Linked DNA regions of Mus musculus: region 1 is linked to region 2. A link is a loop called in an ENCODE intact Hi-C map of the cell type or tissue named here. Cell type or tissue: heart. All regions are shown on one strand. Each heading gives the region's core, and the rest is flanking DNA. Links, peaks and the distances in the headings are about the cores only.

Region 1 (4,576 bases), core at 1,204-3,703, 190 kb after region 2:
CCAGCTTTGAGTTTCTAATGCTAGACTCTTATCAAGTTTTACAATGGCATAAACACCTGAAATTTCTGTGGTGGTAAAACTTGGCAGGGTACAGAAGCCATTTACAGGGGATAATAACTCTCTGCACTTTGTAATTAAAAAAAAAGACTTATATTTCAAGGCATTTTAATTTACTGATAGCTTCTCTACTCGTTGGTAGGAAGTACTTAACCAATAGTCCATTGATACTTAGAGCATTTTCTATGTAGACCAACTTCAATTCTCAGAGGCCTACTTTGCTCCATAGGGAAATCCTTGGCAATGTCTGGAGCCATGTGAGTTTATTGTCACTGGCGTGGGGGGGTGGGGGGGTTGGAGCACCCAGTGGGTACAGGAATGCTGGTAAAAGTCCTGTAACGTACACAACAGTCTCCTGTCACAAAAACCATCTGGCCAAGGGCTAGGGCTACAGTGTGCTGTGTACAGTACTTGCCTGCCAGGAATAAAGCTCAGGGTTTGGTCCCCAATACCATATAAGGGGGTTGGTGGCGCTCGCCTACAATTCTAGCTCCTGGGAAGTGGGTGCAGACAGATTAGAAGTTCACAGTCACTCTGAGCTTCATAGTGAGTTGCAGGTTGAACAGACCCCATCACAAAAATAAAATCTATTTGGTCAAAACTGTCAGCAGTGCTATAAACACACATGATATTTGTCTCCAAGGGAAACCTGACAGTATCAAACCAAACCTCCATCATCAAAGCTAAGAATATAGTCCCCACAAGAATATACCACACCTGATTTACAACAGTCACCTAGGAACAAACACCCTTTCCAGCAGAGTTGGGTATTTGACGTCCTGACCGAGAACTGTAAGCACATTGCTCATTTGTTAATATGAATACTAAAAATAGACCCAGGGATCCTTATCTGTCCATACACAAGGCTGCATTACTCAGTGCAGCTGAAATACTACACAGTCCGTAGCAAACAGCAGGTGTGCTACATATGCCTGAAATTCCAGCACTCAGGAAGCCGATCCAGACTCTGATGACAGCCTGAGCTGCACAGTGAGAACCTGTCTCCAACCAACTAACAGAAAACTGCCTCTGACATTCAGGAAAGACTTTCCAACAGTACTAACTTTTTTTCCTACCACCTAATTTCCTAATTAGCCATTGCTAAGAAAGCTAGATTTCCTCCCTTTAAAACCTGAAAAAGAAAGGAAGATGGAAGGAAGGAAAGAAGGAAGAAGGAAGGAAAAAGGAAAGCAGAGATACCTGTAGCTTTCCATCTTTCCAGAACTGAAACCTTCTTCCAATCCTCTGCAGAGGGGTCCCTGTCTACTAACAGATAATTTACTCTGATCTTTAAAACAAAACAAAACAAAACAAAACTGTCTACCCCTCCTCTTCCTTTCCAGAAGACAAACCCGCCTTTCAGAACAGCTCTAAATAGGGGCAGCAGGCCAGAGGAAGAAATCATATTGCTCCCCCACCACCACTCACCAAATTCAGGTCACAGCCCCACCCACCCTCCTTCTCAAGTCAACGCACCAGTGCTCTCTCTGAACACTACCTCCTACCTACCAGTTTGCCTCTAGCTCCATTATTTGTAACAAAGCAGTTCTCTTCTGCAGCGAAAAGGAAAGATAAAGAGTACACACCAAGCTGACACTTGTTTTTTTTTGCAGAGCCAAGCTCGGATCCTCCACTGGAGGATCCTCCACAGTTGCACGGGGAAAGGGGTTGCATTTTTTTATTCTGCACTGAAAGAACTAAGACTGGGAGCAGCTATGCGCATGAGATGGACTTCTTCTCACTCTTGAGGTGTGATGGCGCTCATCTTTAACCTTGGTAGACAGAAGCAGGAAGATCTCTTTGAGTTCGAAGCCACATGAAAGAGAGAAGGAATGAAGGAGGGAGGGAGGAAGGCAGAAAAAAAAAAGAAAAGAAAAAGTAATAACCCAAGAAAAAGCAAAAACTAAAGAACTAACATGTCTAAGAAGAATTACCCGTTTTTGTAACAGACCTGCAGCCCAAGGCAAGAGGAAGAGCGGCGACTGCTTGGACCCCAAACTGGCCAGTCTGTTTGCAATCACCCTAAAGTAGTCATTCTCTGCCCCAGCGTCGGCTTCTCGGTCGGCGCTCTAACAGGGAGTCACAAACGTCTCTACACTGGCCTGTGGCCTTACGAAGTTTAAGTCTTTGGCGCCCAAGACACCGTTCGTCTCTACTTTTCATGCCTGCAACCAACCCTGATTTCTAAGCCCTCACTCATTGCACCAGTCCGGGAAAGAGTGGTCAGAAAGTGACTTCTAGATGCCACGTGTGTATCCGCGTCCCACCGAAGGACCGGAAGGAGAGTGCTAAGAGGACTCCTGCTCCATCCTAGCCGGGTTCCCGAACCAAGCGCCCTCTCCCTGCTCCAGCACCACTGCCTCCTTGGTGCAGCCCGTCCCGCCCGTTAGATCCGGTTCGGTGCTGTCCAACTCTGCCGGGCAACCCCACCGCTGGCCCAGCCTAGGTTACCTGGAGCCTGTGCCTGCAGGGCGCACGAAACAGTGCTGGATCGGCTCGCCAAGCGGATACTGGCGCGCTCAGCCTTCTGCGCTCCAGACCTCCGAGCCAGCGCCACGCCCTAGGACCCACCCTCGAGACCACGCCCCCAGGCCCACCCTTAAGACCACGCCCCCGGTTCCACTTCGCCCACCTGCGGCCACCGCTCGAGGTGAGGGCGCCCTCTGGGAGTTGCAGTTGTCCGGGAAGAAAACTAGAATCCAAACTTCCTCTTGCTTCCTAAGAATTCTTGGTTCTCTGGGCCAAGGACAAGCTACCTGGATGGGATCTTTTAAGAACTTTTATGTCTTCTTCCTCTGAAGCAGGAAATGTGCCAACTGTTGTCCTGTCTGATCTTAAAAATAAGTAAAAAGTTAAAATGCCCAACGTGTTTATACTGCATCAACTTTAGAGTCGCCCATGCCTTATCATTTTCTAGATAAACCTTGTATCTCATTTTGTGTTACCAGAATGTCAGAATTTATTGAATAACCAATATATTCACAAGCAATGTCAGTTTTTTGGTTGCAGCTTGCCAAGTAATCCTGATTTTACTTGAAAGCTGGTTCCTCTTTCGCACTTTAATTCGTAGTACTAACTCACTTTACACGTTATGCTTTACATAGTAAACAATACACAAATATACAGATTAGAGAAACTACAAGTTTGCAAGCATGTGGGTCTCAGGTGAGCATGCTTAGTGCCCCTCAAGGATAGAAGACATTATCCGTGGGAGTGTAGAAAGCAAGGCTGAGCTGTCTTGGAAGCACCAATCTGTGAAATTCACCCTCTTGGGCTGTAGATCTGAAGAGGTTGCCCCAAGGACTGCCCGCAACAGAACAGAACAGGAGATAGTGGTGTCTACTGAGTGGAACAATAACACCCCAGTTCATGCCAACTCCAGCCCCATGTGTCCTTTCTGCTAAGCTTGGCCCCTTCCTCTCTTCTATTCTAGGGGTTGACTCTTGGAAGATTGCTTTGTTTGCCTTGTCCCTGTTCCCTGCCCCTCCCCCTTTCCCTGGAGTCTTCCAGGGGAAAGCAACATCAGCTCTGGCCACCTGCAGAAACAATGAACTGGGAGTTAATGATTCCTTCCTTCAACCTCGACCCTTTCCTTAAGAGATTTCCCCTCCAGTGACAGTTTTCGCTCTCTTGCTCTAATTTTATGCAGAAAAGTAATGTTATAATGCATTCTAAGTTTAATTCCATTATTATTTTATGTGCATGGATGTGTTGTGTGTCTGTATGTTCATCACATGCATACAGTGCCCTCTGAGGCCATTGGTCCTCTCAAACTGGAGTTACAGATGGCTGTGAGTCTCCCTGCGGGTGGTAGAAATTGAACTGGGATCATCTAGAAGACCAGCCACACTTCCAGCTCCTTTTATAGTGGATTATGTGTTAGGTCTAGAACAGAGAAAGGACATGAGCCCTTTCCCACATGAGGTTTATGATTTATTTTGTCATGCACACGGAATGTCAGGATGTGACATCTGAACGTCAGCCTGTCATTTGTTTTCATGAGAAAGAGCTGTCTCCCCCATCCTTTCTGGACTAATCTGCCCTGCAGAGGTTTATCCTATGTAGTTTAAGTGTGTTTTGAGCTGTCAATATCTATAAGAATCACACACACACACACACACACACACACACACACCTCTTCCTTTTCCGTTGTGTTGTTTTCTGTTTGTTTGGTTTCAGTTGGGTACTGTAATGGAAACCAGGGACTTAGGCATGTTAAGCAAATGCTTTGATTATTTGAGCTACACCACTGAGTCAGCCTCTGACCTTCTAACTTTAATGTGCATTGTCAGCTTTTAGAATAAGTCTAAGGCTGGAGAGTACTTGTTCCTCTTGCAGAGGATTTGGGGTTGGTTTCTAGCACCCACATGGCAGCTCATAATCACCTGAAACTCCAGTTTCAGAGGATCTAGTACCCTCTTCTAGCTTCCACGTATACCAGACACACACAGTGCATACAGCTCACAGAAGCTGGGACCCTGGAGCACACGGCACAGCCTGTAGGCAGCTCAACAGGATG
Region 2 (4,576 bases), core at 1,277-3,776:
AGAGTTAGTGTCAGAGCATCGAAACCCAAAGCAGCAAGGCTTCACTTCTTGGGAGTTTCAGTTAATTCAATACATCCCACATCATACTTTCTAATGTTTGAATTCAAGGTCACTTTTCCTTGTCACCTCTTTGAAACTGTTGTGACAAGTCGGCTTTACTTTGTGGTCACTTACAAGTGCTTTTCAGTCTCCACACTGTACTTATGAGGTTGATTTCTTTTACATGAATTGCCTGAAGTTAAAGAATAACACATATGATGCTGACCTCCGGTGTATCCTGATTGGCATCCTATGTGCTTGCTGCTCCTAGAACCATGTATGCTTTTATTGAATGCAGACTTGCTATTGTTATGTTCTCCAGATGTCTTGTGTTCCTGTGTATTTCTTTTTTTAAAATAATACATTCCTAAGATATATATTCAAGTTTTTCCTCTATGAAATCTACTACACATTTCAGTTTATATTGCATTTGTGTTTTATATATTGTGAAGCTCCATTGTTCATTGATTTTAGATTATTGCATCCTCTGATAAATGATCTCTGTTAATTAATAAGTAATATCTTTTTTACCTTAACAATGTGTTTTCTGCTTAACAACCATTTAGTTGATATTAATACAATGCCTATTCTGACTGGCTCTTAAGACACTTTTTTTTCTTTCTTGAGACAGAGCCTTGACTTGGCTGAAACTTGATATGTAAACCAGTCTGACTTCTAACTCATAGATCCACCTGCCTCTATCTCTATCTCTATCTCTATCTCTATCTCTATCTCTATCTCTATCTCTATCTCTATCTCTATCTCTGCCTCTTGAGTGCTGGAATGAAAGATTTGTGTCACCATATCCAGCTAGATACTTCTTTTTAAGCAGCATGGCTCCTAAGCGTTTAAGTGACATGATTTGCCTAGTCCAATCTTAGTGGTTCAATGCCATGGTTGGAGACTATTCTTTGTTCATTATAGTGAACAGCCTCTTCATACTCTTTGAAAGTACTTCTATCACTGCTTTCTCTCCCATTTATGGAGTCTCTTGGCAGTACTCACAATGCTCTTAGTAGCATACTTCATTTTCTTCTTTCTCTGTCTCTCTGTCTCTCTCTGTCTCTCTCTGTCTCTGTCTCTGTCTCTGTCTCTGTCTCTCTCTCTCTCTCTCTCTCTCTCTCTCTGTGTGTGTGTGTGTGTGTGTGTGTGATTGTATTTTTCCTAAGAAGACTTCCAGTGATTCCTAGTCAGTGCTATCAAGTGAGTTTATACTTACTTCTGGAACTCCAAGTCATCTGTCTTCTTTAATCCTAGGTGAAATTTACATTTTAATTTTGCGGTTTGAGTTTCAGCTGTCATTTAGGTCATAGAAATGCTTAGCACATGGCTAGTATCTTCAGTTCTTTGAGATCACTGTTTATCTTCTACCAAAGACACTTACCTGTCTGACTGCTCTTTCTAAGGCTTTCCATGCAGGTCCCCTCATCTATTTTAATTAGGAGCTCTTCCAGAGCCTTCTATAACATGTCAGGACCATGACTTTCTTCCAGCACTGTGTCTGTCTAGTCTGGAATCTTACCTACTCATCGAATTTTTAGTAACTTCATTTATGACACCTGAGTATTTCCCTTGGTAGAGTTTAAGCTTGAAAATGTATTAATTATTATCTAGATATTCAATTTCATATGATAGGACTTGTGTTTATGGTAGAGTATACCCACCTCATGGACAATACACTGTATTTTTTTGTACACTTGCACCATTGATAATATTAATTTGCCAATTAAGTATTGTAAGAAGTTAAAAATAATAACTAATAAAAATAAAGGAGTAATAACAAGGATATAACAGGTTTCTAAATTATTAAATTTTTATTTCTGGAACTTTCCGTTTAATATTTTCAGACTAGAATTGCATGTGGTAACAGAAACCACAGAAACTGTAGCTATGGGGCGGGTGGAGGAAGCTCATACCCAGTACATTACACCCTGCTAGACACAGCTAAAGCTTTTTATATTCTCTTCTTAGCAAAGACAGAAAGCCACAAATTAAGAAATCAAAGGAGCTCTAAGTTGAACTTAAAAGCAGTATTTTATTTAATTCATATGAGTACTTTATTCTAGGAAATTAAAAGTATCTAAGAATATGTTTGATATATATATATATATATATATATATAACATTTCAAAATAACTTTTAATTGGATCAAACACCCATTTAAGAATATTAAGTAAATTGAGTGAATTGAATAAATATGAATTTATATATGATGAAAGTAAAAAGCATACAAGTGTTATATTGATACTTAGATTTATGGAATACTAGAAAGTCTTTGATGTTCTTCCAAAATTCTGTCATAGCTTTAAAGATGTATGTTTATACTTTCACAACCCGGGCAAGAAGATATGTGTTGTAAAACGGAGGCTCTGTTGGGACCATGGAAATGGGTTATCCAAATTAACGATACCATTGAGACGGCAGTGTGAGCCAGATATTCCCTGTGAAGGAATAAAGTTTGCTATGTAGTCTGAATAGTCTCAAAGCAAAACAGGATAGAAACCATTTCTTGTGCATGTGCCCAGCAGCTTTAGCTCATCACAGGCACCCGAATCTAGCCGGGCAGAGCCCGCACAGCCATCAAGGCAGGAGGAAGGTGACACCGCATACACTTGTTCCTAAGTCTTTCCATTAGCTACAGCAAGTTATGGAGTCAACAACCCAATGTCAGGAAAATTCACTCGGAAGATTAGAAGCCAGGGACATGCCGCAACATTACTCCATCCAGTGAAGAAACCACAGAAGTGTCGTGAGGCGTCCTCTAGGTGGAGACGTGTAGCCAGTTCGGCAGCCTTCTGCCGCCTACTGTTTTTCATCAGGACACGCCTTTCCTACAGATGTTCATGCTCCTAAGAGTATCCCCGGATCTCTCCTAGACTTGCCGTAGGTTCTTATGGCTCAGATTTCCCTTATACCTGATGAATACCCATGAGCTTGTCGCAGTTCTTGCCTCCACACCCCCACACGTCCCATCCCCCGAGTGTGGCCTTCAGCTTTACCCTTCCCTGGTGCCTGCCTGCATGGTGTTCCAGCTGAACAGCTCAGGCTCAGTTCCATGACACCAGGGAGCAGGAGGCATGCTAGGATCTGCAGGTTTGTGCAGCTGTGAAATTACCTTTTACCTGGGTTCATACCCAGTTCTTAGGAATCTTAGCTATGCTTTGTCTAAACACGTACAACCCATACTCAATTAACCCACTGCTTCTGATGTTATTTTTGTTATTGGTTATTTTATTTATTTACATTTCAAATGTTATCCTCCTTCCTGGTTTCCCCTCAGCAAGCCCTCTATCCCATCTCTCCTCCCCCCTGCTTTTATGAGGGAGCTCGCCCACCCGCCCACTCCCACCTCACCTCCCTAGCATTCCTCTGCATTGGTGCATCAAGTCTCCACAGGACCAAGCCCCCCCCCCCCCACTCCTATTGATGTCAGATAATGCAATCCTCTGCTACATAAGCAGCTGGAGCAATGGGTCCCTCCATGTGTACTCTTTGGTTGGTGGTTTAGTCCCTGGGAGCTCTGGGTTGTTCAGTTAGTTGATATTGTTGTTCTTCTTATGGGGTTGCAAACCCCTTCAACTCCTTCAGTCCTTCCTCTAACTCCTCCACTGGGGTCCCAGTGCTCAGTCTGATGGTTGGCTGTGAGTATCCACATCAGTGTTGGTCAGGCTCTGGCAGAGCCTCTCAGGGGACAGCCATACCAGGCTCCTGTCAGCAAGCGCTTCTTGTCATCAGCAATAGTGTCTGTGTTTGGTGTCTGTATATGGGATGGATCCCTAGGTGAGGCAGTCTCTGGATGGCCTTTTCTTCAGTCTCTACTCCACTCTTTGTCCCTACATTTCCTTTAGACAGGAACAATTCTATGTTAATATTTTGGAGATGGGTGGGTGGCCCCATCCCTCAATGGGGGGCCATGTCTAATGTATGGATACGGTCTCTACAGGTTCTCTCTCCCCTTTGTTGGGTATTCCAGCTAATGTCACCCCTGTTGGGTCCTGGGAGCCTCTTGCCTTCCTAGCATCTACGACTTTCTAGTGGCTACCCCCAGTTATTTCTTAACTGTAAGGACACTTGAAACTCAGACAATGCTTTATTGTTTACAGGAAGGTCCATGTGCATTGTGCTTTATTCTTTCTAGGAGGTCTTGTTTGTGTTGGGTTTATTCCCCATAGCCTGGGATGTTGAATATTTATCATCTCTCTTTAAAACTCTTAAAACTGGAAGCCCATTTTCTCAGTCAACCAGCCCATCAATGGTTAAGGGAACCACAACTCACAACCCTGACCTCATATTCAGAACTTCTGCAGTTACTTCATTGTCTTACTGGTGAATCACAGAACTCATAAACCCCACAAAATTTAGGTGGATACTCTGTCACATTTAAAGCCCTCCCGTACCTGTTTTGAGTTGGGGGCCTGCACATTCATGTTCACTGTCAAGTGGACTTTCTGACATCTGTTGTGAGCTCAGTGTGATGGTCAGGAGGAATCTGGGGGCTCTTTATTCATTGATTTGAAGATTGACTCTTGGACCGAAG

Evidence for each region. Hi-C counts contacts between places; a loop is a spot of excess contacts. Peaks named below come from ENCODE experiments on the same cell type or tissue, not always from the same donor. Only the 100,000 strongest peaks of a DNase experiment are listed, where the experiment ranks them.
Region 1: it touches region 2 in a loop (6-fold over the local background); 16 of 42 quality-filtered maps call a loop at or near these places.

What each region holds. Positions count from the first base shown.
Region 1 is chr19:17,354,049-17,358,624 of GRCm38, forward strand. Gcnt1 (glucosaminyl (N-acetyl) transferase 1, core 2) reads right to left here and starts at 2,619. Exons shown (of 3, transcript NM_173442.5): 1 at 2,509-2,619. In heart, for the core only: a CTCF peak has its summit at 2,727; a DNase peak (open chromatin) is centred at 2,623; H3K4me3 peaks cover 1,627 bases; H3K27ac peaks cover 1,029 bases.
Region 2 is chr19:17,160,847-17,165,422 of GRCm38, forward strand. The region is part of intron 9 of Prune2 (prune homolog 2); the gene reads left to right. Among named protein-coding and RNA genes, the nearest start is that of Gcnt1, 190 kb to the right of the region's middle. In heart, for the core only: a CTCF peak has its summit at 2,783; a DNase peak (open chromatin) is centred at 2,815; H3K4me3 peaks cover 610 bases.